2 separate regions of the Mus musculus genome follow, and region 1 is linked to region 2. A link is a loop called in an ENCODE intact Hi-C map of the cell type or tissue named here. Cell type or tissue: heart. All regions are shown on one strand.

Region 1 (8,000 bases), 510 kb after region 2:
GGTTACCTCACTCAGGATGATGCCCTCCAGGTCCATCCATTTGCCTAGGAATTTTATAAATTCATTCTTTTTAATAGCTGAGTAGTACTCCATTGTGTAAATGTACCACATTTTCTGTATCCATTCCTCTGTTGAGGGGCATCTGGGTTCTTTCCAGCTTCTGGCTATTATAAATAAGGCTGCTATGAACATAGTGGAGCATGTGTCCTTCTTATCAGTTGGAACATCTTCTGGATATATGCCCAGGAGAGGTTCAACGTTATTTTTTTTTTAAGATTTATTTATTTATTATGTGTAAGTACACTGTAGCTGTCTTTAGACACACCAGAAGAAGAGGGCATCAGATCTCATTACAAAAGGTTGTGAGCCACCATGTGGTTGCTGGGATTTGAACTCAGGATCTTCGGAAGAGCAGTCAGTGCTCTTACCCGCTGAGCCATCTCTCCAGCCCCGCGCCCCCCCTCCCCCAGTTTTCCATAAGGCTTACATAAATATTTTCTTTGTAGAGGAGAGCTGTTGAGTTTGGGGGAGCAGGTAGCATTTTCCTCAATAGTGGGTGTGGGGTAGCTATTTAGGATGGATGCGGTGTTGTGGCCCAGGTTGCAGGGTGCCCCAGGTGTTCTGTCTGATGATTCTGCCCCATAGAGGTCTGCAGTCAGTCTCATGACACCCACAGTGGTTAATTCTTGCGCGCGCCCTGCAACAGGATCCTTCTGCACACGTTTATTGGGAGAGCTTGATTGCAGAGGCGAAGAGACCCCAAGCCCAGAATTGGTGCTGCTTGTATAGGCCTAGGAGAGGCGTGTCTCACACCCGGATCGGTTATGCATGGGTTATGCTTACCACCTCATTTGCATGCCTACATCTGATTGGTTAACTTCTCTCTCATCTGATTGGTTAACTTCTCTCTCATTTGATTGGTTAATTTTGGTTAATTCTCAAAACCTCATCTTGGCAAAAAAAAACTTTACTGCCTATGTATGTGTGGTGGCCAGTGGAAGCCAGCACCATCCTGCAATGGCACATGTGGCTTCCCACAGTTAATTTATGTTTCCTGCTCCCTGCCCCCCCCCCCCAAACAGAAAGTGACTCCCAGTTTCAAGATAATCAGGCTGGGCCATGGCTTGCCAATTCGAGACCCTCCTATATCTGCCCCTGTGGCCTTGGTGGGAGGCCAACCACAACTTTCTCTTGTGGACAGCCAGTGTCTTGGTTGCACTGCCCACGAGTTCTTTCAGGGTGGAGGGTAGGGTCTTAACCTGCAGGGTCAATGATCTCAGGATGTGAACAGGGCATAACACGTTCATGACGTTTGTCCTAACCTCATATGATCAGAAAGTATGCCGCTAATTAGCAAGCACCTAGCCTTGGCCCTGGTGGCCTTGGATGTGTGGATGGGTGCCTCTCCCAGCGAACCTGAGCAGCGCAGAATGAGCTTCTCCATGGCGCTGATCAATACGCATTCTTTGCCAGTTCTGCAATCCACACCTCACAAGGGTTATTGATGGTCCAGATATGATGAGCATCTTTCCTAAAACATAGGCTCAGAAGCAGAATACAAATCCAGGTCTGGTCTCTCTCTGCCCCGTAGGCTGGTGTTCCTGGAGGGTGGGTATCTTGAGAGTGGTCGATCCTGAAGCTTGGCACCCACGGGACAAATGTGGCCTGAGAGTGTACCCCGTGTCCAAGCAGCTCACCTGCTAGCCTCTCTTAATTTATTGGCATGCTCATTAGATCTTCTTGCATACTCAGGAGAAGCCACGTGACCAAGTCTGTGGAACAGCTGTTAATATGGAAAGCTCCGTGGGACAGCCACCCACATTTCCTAAGTGCTTCCTATGGGAAAGGCCTGAGCATGGGGCTGGGAGTGGAGCAGAGCTGTGCTTCACAGGCCCCAGCTGCTCTCATTGTGTATGAGTTGGGAGGTGACAGAGCTACGACAAAACCAAGGGACAGGTTGGAAGGGTTTTGGCTATAGGACAGAGAGATGGCCAGGCTATGTTAGCTCCTATCTTAGGCCGAGGTGGTGTCTTAGTTAGGGTTTTACTGCTGGGAACAGACACCATGACCAAGGCAAGTCCTATAAAAGACAACATTTAATTGGGGCTGGCTTACAGGTTCAGAGGTTCAGTCCATTATCATCAAGGTGGGAACATGGCAGCATCCAGGCAGGCACAGTGTAGGAGGAGCTGAGAGTTCTATGTCTTTATCTGAAGGCTGCTAGCAGAATACTGGTTTCCAGGCAGCTAAAATGAGTGTCTTAAAGCCCACACCTACAGTGAAACTCCTACTCTAACAGGGCCACACCCTGTAATAGAGCCAGTAACTCCCTGGGCCCTGTATCTACAAACCATCACAGGTGGTATTTGAACTTAGGTCTCAATGTCTCATACAGTCCTTGATCTTGTTTTGTGTGTGTGTGGGGGGAGGAGGGAGTTTAAGGAAGGCTCATTAGGAATGCTGGCTGTATCCTGTCAGCCTTGAGGATGGAGTTGCAGGGATTGGAGTGTAGGGGCTGCCGGAGCCCATTGGGTGCCCTGCTGTAATGATGGAGAGCTTTGACTTAAACACTTGACCTAATCTGAATACTTTATCCAGAGCTTGGAAGCAGACAGGCCTAGCTAGGTCCATGTTTCCTTATTCTCTTTAATGACACCTTGCTTCCTTCCCTGTAAATTGGGGGCAACCAGGATACAGTGAGAGAAGGCTGGTCACTTAGCTGTCTCTTGGCAACTGGAACCCAGAGAAAGTTGTTGTTGTTAATTATGTATGGATGGAGATTAGATGGATGGGAGGGTGAGACCTTGATCTGAGTGAGGACCCGAGGACAGGTGTAGGCTGAGCTTGTCTCTGTGACAGACTCGAAGCAGTCTCTGAGTCATTTGATGTCCTTGGGGTCCATCTGACTCCTGCACAGAGTCAGGACAATCTAAAGAAGGAAGTGGGGCAGGTCTGCCTGGGCATGGCGTCTGCAGGCCTGCACCGTTGCTAAAGGAATTGCTGATCGTGCTGGACTTCCTTGAGGCATGTGTGACTTCTTCACCAACCGAAGATCTTGGCTCTATAAAGACATACCCCTTTTGGTTTCACTTAGCCACTGCTATCAAATAAACCACCAACCCTTGATGTCTTTATTTTTAAATCTTTTGACAGTGCACTTCTAAGGACATTGTGTGAGTATACGTGTGTGTTTATACTCATGCTTCATAAAAAAATCGAGTAGTGGAAGAATGTCCAGTTTTTCTTCAGTATCTAACTGGTGACTGGTTCAAAGACAGCCTTTAGACACCCGAATCTGCGCATGCTCAGGTCCCTTGCCAGATGGCTCATTTGTGTGCAGCCTATGTATGTATTCCTGGATACTCCAGTCTGGCGGTGACTTGGAGTTCCTCATACAAGTAAAAGTCACCGAAGCAGTGGCTACATTTTACTCCTTAGGGAGTCATGATAAGGGCATCTGCACAGGTCCCGTGCAGTCTCCCACCCACACGCCCCAGTATTTCAGTCCATGGTTGGTTAAATCCATGGATGCAGAGCCTCCCGACAGAGAAGCTGTCTGCCTCTACTCAGCCCTGGACAACCCGTGCACCCGCAACATTGCACCCAGGAAAGTGGGCCTGAGAGTTTGGGCAGATGCAACCATGCCCCTATCCACTAACCTTGGCAGCTTGTATGCCTTTGAGTTCCCCCGTCAGGAGCTGATTGGCAGAGGTAAAAAATCCTCCTAGGAAATGGAGTGAACTGAAGGCTTGAGCGTTTTGCTATCAACAGCATTTTGGATCCTCAGAGTGGCTTCCGGAAACAATGGCTCTCCAGAGAGAATGGGAACCTGAGAAGCCACAGAGCCTGGAAGCTGGACTGCCTGTCCAGGTTCATCTCTGTGAGAGGAAGATAGGTGGATTAGGTGGAGGATTAAGGGGAGGGAAGGAGGAAGACGGCTCCCCTCATAGGAGACCAGGAGGTGAATCACAGATAGAGATGGGGTGTGGTCCACAGAAAGAGCCCTGAGTCCCTGTGTGTGTGGATGTCAGCCAGAGGCAGGCAACATCTTTTTTTGCTCACTGCAGAAGGGGCAACTGATTGCTGCTTCCAAGAACTGGACGCTGCCAATTTGTATGATGATTCAGGGGATCTGTTTCTTTCAGAGATGGGATGGGAAAAGAGATACAAGGACCATTGCAAAACACCTTAGATTAGTTTCTTTGTAAGGGGGTGAAAGGATGTCATCCTATACTCACAAGCCACTGCACCCTCAGTGCCTGGCGGTGGGGACAAAGGGGGCAACCCTAGGGACTTGTATAATGACCATAAACTAGGAAATGGGTACCTTAAGTCACAAGTGACAGAAGCATCTAAGTTGCAGCCAGCCGTTCTTTGCCTTCCAGGAACCTGCTTGTGTTCACTGCCCCTGAGAGGACCACAGTGAGGATGGGAAATCACTTCGAGTGTTTTGCGTGTGTGACTGTGGGGGGTTTAAAAACAGTCAGAGGGATGGGTGAACATAATTTTCTGATTTTTTTTTTGCATCTATGTGTTTGTGTGCAGATCCATGTAGGTATGTGTTCATATATGTGCCGATGTGTGTACATGCATGTGGAAGCCAGGGTTCAACCTCAGGCGTCATTCACTATCTACCTTGTTTTTTGAAGACAAAACCTTTCACGGGCCTGGAACTATTTGACTAGCGAAAGCTGGCCTATATCTGCCTCCCCAGAGGCCTGGATGACAAGCTTTTTTTTTTTTTTTTTGGTGGGGTTTGGGGATGGAACTCAGGTCTTCCTGTTTGCATGGGGAGCCCTTTACTGAGCCATCTCTCCAGTCCTGACCATAATTATTAAACCAAACTATTCCTTTAAAAACTTGAAATAAGCTGGGCGTGGTGGTGCACGCCTTTAATCCCAGCTCTCAGGAGGCAGAGGCAGGCGGATTTCTGAGTTCGACGCCAGCCTGGTCTACAAAGTGAGTTCCAGGACAGCCAGGGCTACACAGAGAAACCTTGTCTCGAAAAACAAGAAAACCAAAAAAACCAAACCAACCAAATAAACAAACAAACACCCTTGAAATAGCCAGGTGCAAGCCTTTAATCCCAGTGCTCTGGAGGCAGAGGCAGGCAGATAGATCTCTGTGAGTTTGAGGCTAGCCTGGTCTATAGTCTGAGCTACAGGCCAGCCAGGACTACGTAGAGAAAACCTGTCTTAAAAAAAAAAAAAAAAAACCAAACCAAAAATTGAAATAATTAACGTTCCTTTTAGTGACAGTGTAAAATTAATTTTATCCCGTTTTTTTTTTCTCCTACAGAGGCTTACCCTGTGGACATCCTGGAGGATGACGCGGAGGGCTATCAGGCAGCAGCCGAGGCTTACTATGAGATGCTCAGGGAAGGAGCCCAGACCTCAGCAGAGGTTATCTCCCTTTCCACTGGGGAGCAGGTATGTTTAACTTTTCTTAGAGGAGGGCTCTGCCCAATCTAACTTAGAAAGAGAGATGTCATAGAAACAACATCTCAGATTTAGAAGAACAAAGACCAACACACTGATTAAACGAAACTTCTGGAGGGAATACGAAAGAATTCGTATAAAGGTACTTACCCGAACTCCCCCGCCCCCCAGCTCTATAAATAAAGACCCAGAAATTCTTTATATATTTTAAAGCTTAGGCTTTTAACTTGGGCTCTTTCCCAGCTATTCTAACCTGACTAATTCTGGCCTACGTCCTACCGCATAGCCAGGTCTACATCTCTTGTTCTCTGAATTCTCCATCCACCACCACATCTGGCTGAATCTCTCGCTTCTGATTTCCTCTCCCAGAGCCCTTTCTCTGCCCGGAAGTTCCGCCCTCCGCTTCCTGCTTTACTATTGGCTGGCAGATCTTTGTTAAAGCCAATCAGCAGGTACAGAAGGATGAATATTTATTAATTATCAGACTGGTGATGGGCCATTCAAGGAAACCCTTCACTAGAAATCTGAAGTTCTGAGTGTGGATCTAGCAGGACTGGCCGTGGGGTGGGATGTAAGCCAGAATTAGTCAGGTTAGCATAGCTGGGACTGAGCCCAAGTTAAAGGCTTAAGCTTTAAAATGTGTAAGAGTTTCCGTGTCTTTATTTATATTGTTGGTGGGTCCAGTTGGTGAGCTGTGGGCCAGATAACCTGTGGGAATCCCATTTCTATCACGGACGAGCTCGGTTCTCAAGGGTTTTCTCCTCTCTTATCTTGATGTTCTCACTGAATTCAGGGCATTGCACCACTTTCCTTGTGGGGCTGGCATGAGGATTAAATGAGCTTGTGTATGCTCAGCTGAATCTCAGTTTCTTCATTTTAAAGGGAGGGAGTAGCTCATGTCTGCCCTCCAAGGTTTGATTCAGTTCTGACATTTGACGTGGAGTGAAGCTGTGTCACTTACAATATTTTTGTGTTGCTGAGGTTCTGTGCATTGTGAATAGGTTCTGCAAGAGGACACACAGAAAACTAGAAATTTTATTCGTTGGGATTGTGGCAAGATTTAAAAATATGTGTTATGTGTGTGCCTGCGTATGTACACATGCATGAATCTCGAGGACAACCTCAGAGTGCATTTATATACAATATACAATCCGATTTGTGTTTTGAGACAAGGTCTCTCACTATTTCCCCAGCGCATCTTATCTGTCCTTTTTTGTTTGTTTGTTTTTGTTTTTTGAGACAAGGTTTCTCTGTATAGCCCTGGCTGTCCTGGAACTCACTTTTTAGACCAGGGTGGCCTCGAACTCAGAAATCCACCTGCCTCTGCCTCCCAAGTGCTAGGATTAAAGGCGTGCGCCACCACTGCCCAGCTGTGGTTTGTTTTTTGTTTTTTGTTTGGTTTTTCGTTACCTGTCTTTTTGTGTATGCTATGGTGGGAGTAAACTCAGGCCCTCCTGCTTACCAAGTTTGCACTTCCCTGGCTGTGCCCTCTTCCAACCCCGACTGTCTAAGACTGTTTTCCTCACAGTAGGCAGTATCCACATTTGTTTTAAGTGTGGATCATTTCACTCCTGCCAGAAATGGTTGTGATCTGGCTGGCAGGCAGAGCTAGTAGAGGGACGTCTTTTTGTACCAGAGTTAACGAAAACAGCGGCATATGCAGTTATAAACCATGGCTTCCTTGAGATTTTGGAGGTCCGGAGCTAACAGGCAAGTCCCTCTTAGAAGAATACCCCTCCAGTGGGGGACCTCAAGCTGTTGAGCCCCAGTGGGCGCTTGCTGACCTTGTGTGCTCTTAGCGCCCCCTAGTGGTGATGTAGGAGAAAGACACAGGGCTCCATCGGACACTGATCGCTGGGTGCTGGTGGCCAGGGGGAGCTTGAGAGATGCAAGAAGAGCTGTGTCCCCAGGTTTTTTCGTTTGTTTGTTTGTTTTTGGACACAGCTTCCACAATCTGCTGTTACAACACTCATACTTATGAATAACTTAGGAAAATAAACCCCAACGTGCAGCATGCTCATCGAAGGGATAAGGCTAAGGTTACTAACAGAAACAGAAAGTTGCTGACATGAAGATGTTTGAAGGTGAGATGACATGCCAACATGACTTCTTCCTTCCTCCTTTCCTAAAGAGAAGGGAGCTAGGTGAAACCCATTATTTGGATCTCTACTATTTAGCAGTGAGTAGGGACACAGGGGCAGGGACAGGGGCAGGGAGCAGGGTGCTATTTGGCACACTGAATCCTGCTCACCAGGAGTGAGCCTCCTCGCAGCCGACACGGCAGGGACTTTTGCTATCCAAAGATTCTCTGGCTGAAAGGAACGACGAGGAAGTGGTTTGAGGAGGCAACATGTCTTGACTTTCTTTGTTTCACAATTAATTTTTTTCTTGTCTTGACGTTGCATTTAAAATACTTGCTGATTTTTTTTTTTCTGGTTTAAAAAACGCACATGTTCATTTGTATGGTGTTTAAGGGCTACAACGAAAGACGGAGGGAGCAAAGCCATGTGGGGTTAACTGCTAAAAACATGTTAATGTGTTTCTTTATTTTTACATTTTTCC
Region 2 (8,000 bases):
TATCAAAAGTTAGAGAAGGTTCTTCGAGAAATCCATGACATTTTGTTACAGGTTTTAAAAGCCAGATTTGAACTAACGGGGAAGTGCGAAAGGCCCTTGGATCGGAGGGACTAATAACCACAAGTGTCAGCGATTTCCAAAGGGATGAACCTTAATTTTAATCAGAACATCAACAGGGTTTTCCTTGGGTTCTATAAAAGCATTTAACATTTATGTAGAAGCAATTCTAAATATTTCCATTTCACGAGCAGCATTTTATCTCTGAAAAACACTGATGTAGAACAGTTGTGCCAGATGCTAAAACTCTGGACCAAGCTGATGGAATAGCGTGAAAGGCTACATGGCATTGACACAGCAAGTTTGTAGACCAGGAGGCCAAGACGTATAAAAGCCATTCAAGACCCACGCTGTTTGTTGGTTGTGTTTTGACACAGGGTTTCATTATGTACTCCTGGCTGTTCTGGAACTCTCTTTGTAGACTAGGCTGGCCTTAGACTCACAGAGTTCCACCTGTTTGTCTTCAGCGTGCTGGGCTCAAAGCCGTGTGCAACCAAGCCCGGTCCATTCTGAGGTAAAGCACAGGAAAGATGGCATTTCCATGCAGGGCAGAGAGACGGTGTTTAATCAATGCTGTTACTGTAATTGGTCGTTGACTTGAAAAATAACATCAACCACAAGTAAAATCTCGAGTGGATCAGCCCTGATCTAAAACATAAAAAAACAGAACAGAATTAGGCAAAAATCGACATAAGCTCAAGATAGGAGGAGTGGGGATTGTGGAGTGCAATGCAGAAAAGCTAGAATTCATCAGGAAGAAACATAAATCTGCCGATAACAATAAAACATAAAATAGCCTTTGCACACTCTTAACGGATGGACTATTAGCTCTTTGCAACTGATGAGTTTAAAATGGCATGCACTGTAGTGCTGGGTAATATACAGACTGAGCTGCGAAGCTGAGCCCTGCTAATAAACAGGTTAAAATGTAGCAAGGAACACTTCCCTAAAACAAGACTCTGGAGCAAATTTAGAGCTGGTTTTCTGGGAAACTCTGGCTGCAGACCCTGAGGTTTCCTTGGGTCAAAGAAACTTAGGTCTTTAAGAAAAGTTGACATTTGAGAAAGTATTTGTCTATGGAAGACACTTTTTATCTGCACACCAGAGCTTTATTCATTAGACAACTCCTCCCTCGCCCTGCCTTAAGTTGTCACTGCCCTGCCCCCACTCTTTCTCATAGCTCAGGATTCCATTGGGCTTTAACCAAAGTGGGGTGGCTCCTGCCTGTGATTCTATCACTCAGGAGACTAAGACAGAAGTGTTATGAGTTTGATGCCACCATCCCACTCCACTAGTGGGTGCCATTTTTAATTCATCAGTTGCAAACCTGAGCTACATAGTGCGTTCTAGGCCAGCCTGGACTACAATGTGAAACCTTGCCTTATGTATATGCCTATGTGTATATATGCGTGTATGTATGTATATATAACATGTAGTGTGTAACATATAACAGAACATAATATATAATGCATGCATGTTATATATGTATGTATGTGCACATATATACATACATGTACATATGCATATTGCTTTAACCACCCAACTCTTAAATCTAGTGTTCTGTGGGACATGCATAGTTATGAACATAATTACAAAGTTTGCCATTTGTTGACTCTTTACTGTCCATTTCAGAGACTTAATTATCAAGCCTTCAGCAAGTAGAAGGCAAATTTTTACTATCGTGTGGAAAGACGTTTTGATCTGCCTGCTAGGGAAATACAAGGTACAACAACAAACACGCTCACACTCCTTACCGATCATTTTGAAAGATTTCAATTGCTTGATGAGCCCAGGACCTAGGAAGCTACAGAAGAGATGGAGGGGGGCTTGCTTTAGCTGAAGAAAGCACACAGTACTGGCTTCAGGGCCAGACATGTGTGGAATTTAACCCAGGCAATGTACTGGTGGAGGCCAGACTTCAAGGGACATGTGTCCACAGTGTCCATACACCTGTTGGAAAAAAGTTAGAACTACTGTTGATTTATGGGATGCCTGTAACATTAACTTCCAAAGGTGGACCAGAGAAATGGTTTGGCGTTAAAGGGGCCTGCCACCAAATAGGATGGCCTGAGTTCAATACCCAGAGCCCAGGTTGTGAATAAGAGAAATAACTTCCTCCTTTGTTCTGACTTCTACATACCTACCACAGTATATGTGTGTGCATGCACATGTTACACACACACACACACACACACACACATGCACACACATACAAAGTAAGTAAATGTAATAAAAAGATACATTTCAAAAAATTCAAAATTAAAGGGCTAGAGTGATGACCCAACAGTCAAGAGAATCTAGAGAATGCCTAGTTCCCCCACCCCCACATCGGACAGCTCAAACTGCCCACAGCCCCAGCTCAGGAAAATCTGATGACTCCTGCCTCTGTGGGTACTTGATCTCTCGTGTGCAGACACACCTAGATGTAATTTAAAAATAAAAATAAATCTTTTTTAAAAAGCAAGTGACCCTCCTTAGAAGTGGGAACAAAACACCCTTGGAAGGAGTTACAGAGACAAAGTTTGGAGCTGAGATGAAAGGATGGACCATGTAGAGACTGCCATATCCAGGGATCCACCCCATAATCAGCATCCAAATGCTGACACCATTGCATACACTAGCAAGATTTTATCGAAAGGACCCAGATGTAGCTGTCTCTTGTGAGACTATGCGGGGGCCTAGCAAACACAGAAGTGGATGCTCACAGTCAGCTAATGGATGGATCACAGGGCTCCCAATGGAGGAGCTAGAGAAAGTACCCAAGGAGCTAAAGGGATCTGCAACCCTATAGGTGGAACAACATTATGAACTAACCAGTACCCCGGAGCTCTTGACTCTAGCTGCATATGTATCAAAAGATGGCCTAGTCGGCCATCACTGCAAAGAGAGGCCCATTGGACACGCAAACTTTATATGCCCCAGTACAGGGGAATGCCAGGGTCAAAAAGGGTGAGTGGGTGGGTAGGGGAGTGGGAGTGGGTGGGTATGGGGGACTTTTGGTATAGCATTGGAAATGTAAATGAGCTAAATACCTAATAAAAAATTAAAAAAAAAAAGAACATAAAAAAAAAAGCAAGTGAAAGGTAATGTTATAGACTCCTAATAAAATTCATCTAAATAGAATCTATTGTGTAGTCAGGTCAGGACTAAGTGATTCATTGTGTGCAGTTAGCTTTCTCACTACTGTGTTAAGATACCCAGCTAAAGCAACAGAGGGGAGGGGAGATGTATTTCAATTCACACTTTAAGGGGTACAGGCATCAGGCAGCCATCCATCAGTTCTAGACACCAGACTGGAGTGGTGGAAACCTGAAGCATGAGTTCCTTACAGCCCTGTAGGTCAAGAAGCTGTGTGCTATACCTCTATAGCTCTGCCCAGATGTAGCTCTGCCCAGATGTAGCTCTGCCCAGATGGTACTTGGTCCTATGCCAACTAGACCTCTGGCTGTAAAAGTTCCAGAGCCAACGTAAGTTGCACCACTGTCTGAGGACTGAGTCATACAAGGAGGGTGGGACAGGGGTCCACATTTTACATTCAAACCATAACACACAGCGATTCTCATGGTGTGTTATATACAATGATCCAGTGTTTCATGGAACCAGTCATCAAAGGTCCCCATGGCAGATATGTTTAGCTAAAGCACATGTTTGACACTCCAAGGAGTCAAACTTCAAGTTTGTGCTTGCCAACAATCTAGTATTATGTATATTGGTCCCATTTTTAAAGATGAAAGAAAAAGAAAAAGAGGAAGGGAGGGAGGGAGGAGGGAGGGAGGGAGGATATCAAAACCATGCATTGTGGCACACACCTATAATTCTAGCAATGAGTGGGCGGTAGGGGAGGGTCTGGTGGAGGCAAGACTATCAGGAACTCAGGAACAGCCCAGGACACATGAGATCTTGTCTGAAAATAAAAGTTGGGGGAGAGAGAAGGGAGAAGAAATCAGCACACACAGTATCTCACAGAAACACACGAGACTGCCTGACACTTTCTTTGTTTTAATCAACTGCTTTGGTTGCAAAGATCGCAGCTCACAAGCACGACCCATTGCAATTCCCAGGAATTCCGACTTAGTTGGTATGCGGGTGTAGCCTTGGCATCAGACTTTTACAAGCTCCCTGAGACGTTATAATGTGAAGCAAAGCCTAAGAATTATTGGCATAAATAACTTTGGTCTGAAGGCCACTTTTGGCAAATAACCCCCGAAAGCTGTTTTTGCAATTCTCTCTCAGGCCACTAGATGGCGGATTGTCCACACGATAGCATTTCAATACCAGGTGTTTTCCAATAACTGTTCCGTGGGCAAGCAGGAAGCTAGGAGAGAGAGCAGAGCAGATTCCAGAGCAAGTATTCTGCAGGCTTGGCCTCACCGCGTTGGCTGGCATCAAGTTCTGAGGGGCCCACAAAGGTGAAAGGAAAGGTACAAACCCATCGGATTGTTTTAACCCTGGCTTTTTCTGCGGTCAAAGCGAGACGGTTCCTTTCTTCTTCCTGGCCTACATCTTTTTCTTGGGTGTAAATTACAGCAAGGCGTTCTTTATGGAAAGGCCGCACCCTTTATTCGGAGTGAGGCTTTTTGGAAACCTTTTAATTAAAAGTAGCTAGTTCGCCTTGTTGCAAATAGGCAAGAGGCACTATGTATTTATCGCTGACTTTGGCTCATCCGGGAATCAAACTCGGGGCCTCTTGCAAGCTAAGTGAATCGCTCTACCACCGAGCAACACGCCCAGCCTCAGAAGAGCAATATTTAAACCCTATTTATAGATTCAGATTAGTGTGGGAGTAAATGGGGCGGGTAGGAGAAAATTGTGAAATCAAGAAGATTTCTGTCACCCTAACACACAAGAGTGTGATTTTTCCGGAAAACAAGCACCTCTGGGCTTAATTTTTCTCCCTTTGATCTGAAAATAAACACCAGCCTCCACACTTCTTGGTCGTGCACTGTTGGTTCATTAAAGAGCCATCTGCTGATTCCCTGTAAGAACTCAACATGCAACGATTATGGGCAAAGTCCAGAGAAACAACTTCAAGACAATTTTTGTATAAAAATTAGCTCTAAAACGAAGCGTAATCACTCTATCGGTGTTTCTGCCATTTGGATTTTTTTTCCCCATCGAAATTTATAACATATTCATTTTGGCAGATTGTGTAACTTCTGTATTCTGAAGTCAGAGCACTCCTGACTGATGTAGGCTCCATCTCCAAGCCGGAGAGCAACAAGCAGGACACGAGACAATCTTCATGGCTGTCTGTTCACTGGTTAGCCTGAACCTTAAGGCCTGGTGGACCTTTCTACCAAAATCCAATTAGACAGGATTCTCCAGAGAAAACAGAACCAGTAGAATGTGAATAATTAATTGATTGCAAGGATTGGATAATGGATTTATGGAAGCTGAGGAGTCCACAAGGCCGTAAGCAAATTGGAGACTCAAGCCGGCTGCTGGTGCGGGTTCCGTCAGGAAAACCAGCAAGGCTAAGCTTCAGCCTAGCTCCAATCAGTGGGTGATGGCTGGGTGGTGAGTTAGCTCCCTCTTGCTCAGGTCAAGTCACCAATGCACTGGTTGGCAACCCAATAGCATTGTCCCAATGTCTGCCACAGAATTCTAGTTCCCTGGGATGTTAATAAAGGCAAGTTGCTACCAAAAGTCCCAGTGTCAAATAAGTCTGGAATTTCCTGGGTGAGACTGTTAAACAAAAGCCTTTTCCCGTAGGACTTTCTCAGAGCCTCGAGGTCACACAAAAGAGGGTGATGCTTTGCAAAGCTTTCCAAACTTACCATGTTGCTCAGTGTTTCGATGCTGCAATAAAATAATTGAAAGAAAGACTTAAGGAAGGGAGAATTCTCTCTGGCTACTGGACCCAGTTTTAACTCACAGTTGGATGGTTCTGTTGTTTGGGGGCCCATCACAAAGCAGGGAACAGTAGAAGACAGTGGATCTCCTTGTAGTATTCAGGAAGCAGAGAGTAACACAGAAAGCCACTCTCAGAAGGTATGTCCCCAACACCCCACTTCCTCCAGCAGGACCATTTTCTGCAGTCTACCATTTCCTTATGAGTTATTAAAACTCCGAGTCTATGCACAGATGAAACCACCCAGTAGGTCACAGCCCTTAGGCTCTGCTTGTCTCTGAGCCCTTTGCAAACACACCCAGGAGTGAGAGCTACAAATCTCATAGGTGCATATCAGTCTAATCAAGTTGACCAGACTAACCATCACACTCATGTGACACAATTCCTTGTTCAACTTTCAGCGCCCCTTCTCCAGATACTGGCCTTGTGGCTTTATCAAGAACTTCTGAGCAGAGAATGTCTTTAGCCTGATTTTGTACCTAGCCCCCAGCTTGGGAATGTAAAATGCACGGAGTCAAGTGATGTTTGAAGGTCAGTTAAAAGCAATGGCAAACCACAGATGAAAACGCAACAGAAAGACGGTGAGGCTATAAAATCAAGTGTGAGCAAGACTAGCTGGAGTCTGTCTACCACAGCACATTCGGCCACTGCCTCTGAGGTCCAAACGATGCCAAATGGACTTTGGGGACCTCAGACTGGAACCTGGGCTTTCACCATGCTAGATGCTCCAGTGAGCAGAAGAGAGACTCATTTCTCCTAAGAGACAGGGTGAATGCTGTGCCTGCCGTGTCCTGTCCCTTGCTCCTCCACCATGCAGGTGCAGGTGCTTTCAAGGCTCCCGTTGGCTATGGTACTTCTGTCTGCTTCACCAGCTCTGAGAGCAGCCCACAGGCCCTCTAGAGTTGAAGTCTGTGAGTGCTAATGCTAATCAGCAACTTGACAGACTTTAGAAGCTCCTGAAAGACCAGCGGGTGAGAATGCCCGAGGGGATTGTCTTGATTACATCAGCTGTAGAAAGACCACTCCTTGGGTATGCATCCCAGACTGTACAGAAAGGAGAGAGTGGAGTCAGGGAGATAGCTCAGTGGTTAAAGCGCTTCCCACACACGTGTGCAGATCTGAGTCCGGATCCCTAGAAAGCTTTGTAAATACCTGGCCTGCCTGTAATCCCAGCCTTAGAAGGTGGATGCAAAAGATGCTCAGAGCAACCTGCCTACCGAGAGGAGCCTTATCTGGGAGCTGTTGATTTGACTGAGAGCCCTGCCTCAATGGATAAGAAGATGATTCCCTGGCATCAGGGTCTACATGTACAGGTCTCCACACCTGTACATGTAGACCCACACATAAGCAAGCACACAAAATACGTGCACACACATGCAACTGGAAGACCTAAGCACCATCATCCATCACTCCCTTCTGATTCCAGACTCCAGATGCATTGTGAACAGCTGCATCAAGCTCCTGAAGTCAGGACTACCTCACCACAGAGGACCAATACCCTCAACCAGTGAGCAGAAGTAGCCCTTTGACCTTCAGGCTGAATGTTTATCCCAGCAACAGAAAAAAAAAAAAAAATGAGCTAAGACAGAGTTTCTCTCTCTCTCTCTCTCTCTCTCTCCCTCTCCCTCTCCCTCTCCCTCTCCCTCTCCCTCTTCCTCTCCCCCCCACCCCCTTCTTATCTGTAACCCTAGGTAGTTCTCTGGGATGGAGTTTGCAGTGGCAATGTTTAAATGGTCTGCGGTGGTGACTTGACAATACCTTAGCGTCTTACTGCCCCTGTGCCCTTCCTTAGCACCCTGTCAGTGGCTTCAGAGATTACACAAACTACTAGGATCAGGGGCTCTGGCTCTGGGATGACTAAGGCCCCATTAGTTTCTTCTGTGGACTCTCCTATCTTGACTCCATCCCAGATGTGCTGAGTCTGGGAAAACCCTCTACATCTTTTCTCTGAGGTCTCAAACAGGAAACTACAGTTCTTTAGTAACTTCTCTTTGTGTCTCTTTCATTCACTCATTTGAACTTAGGGGAGATTGTGAGGTGTCCTGCTATTCTGCCAGGTACCATGTTTGTAGGTGTGCATGTGTACATGTGT

Evidence for each region. Peaks named below come from ENCODE experiments on the same cell type or tissue, not always from the same donor. Only the 100,000 strongest peaks of a DNase experiment are listed, where the experiment ranks them.
Region 1: a loop joins it to region 2, with 9 times the contacts of the local background. A loop is called at or near these places in 24 of 42 quality-filtered maps.

What each region holds. Positions count from the first base shown.
Region 1 is chr7:68,295,535-68,303,534 of GRCm38, forward strand. Fam169b (family with sequence similarity 169, member B) reads left to right here. Exons shown (of 9, transcript NM_001374636.1): 2 at 5,299-5,429. Among named protein-coding and RNA genes, the nearest start is that of Gm16157, 23 kb to the left of the region's middle. In heart, a CTCF peak has its summit at 7,240 (motif pointing left); a DNase peak (open chromatin) is centred at 7,237; H3K4me3 peaks cover 787 bases.
Region 2 is chr7:67,784,588-67,792,587 of GRCm38, forward strand. 4833412C05Rik (RIKEN cDNA 4833412C05 gene) reads right to left here. Exons shown (of 3, transcript NR_045954.1): 2 at 1,812-2,007; 3 at 1-705. Among named protein-coding and RNA genes, the nearest start is that of Gm34350, 15 kb to the right of the region's middle. In heart, a CTCF peak has its summit at 4,292 (motif pointing right); a DNase peak (open chromatin) is centred at 4,304; H3K27ac peaks cover 288 bases.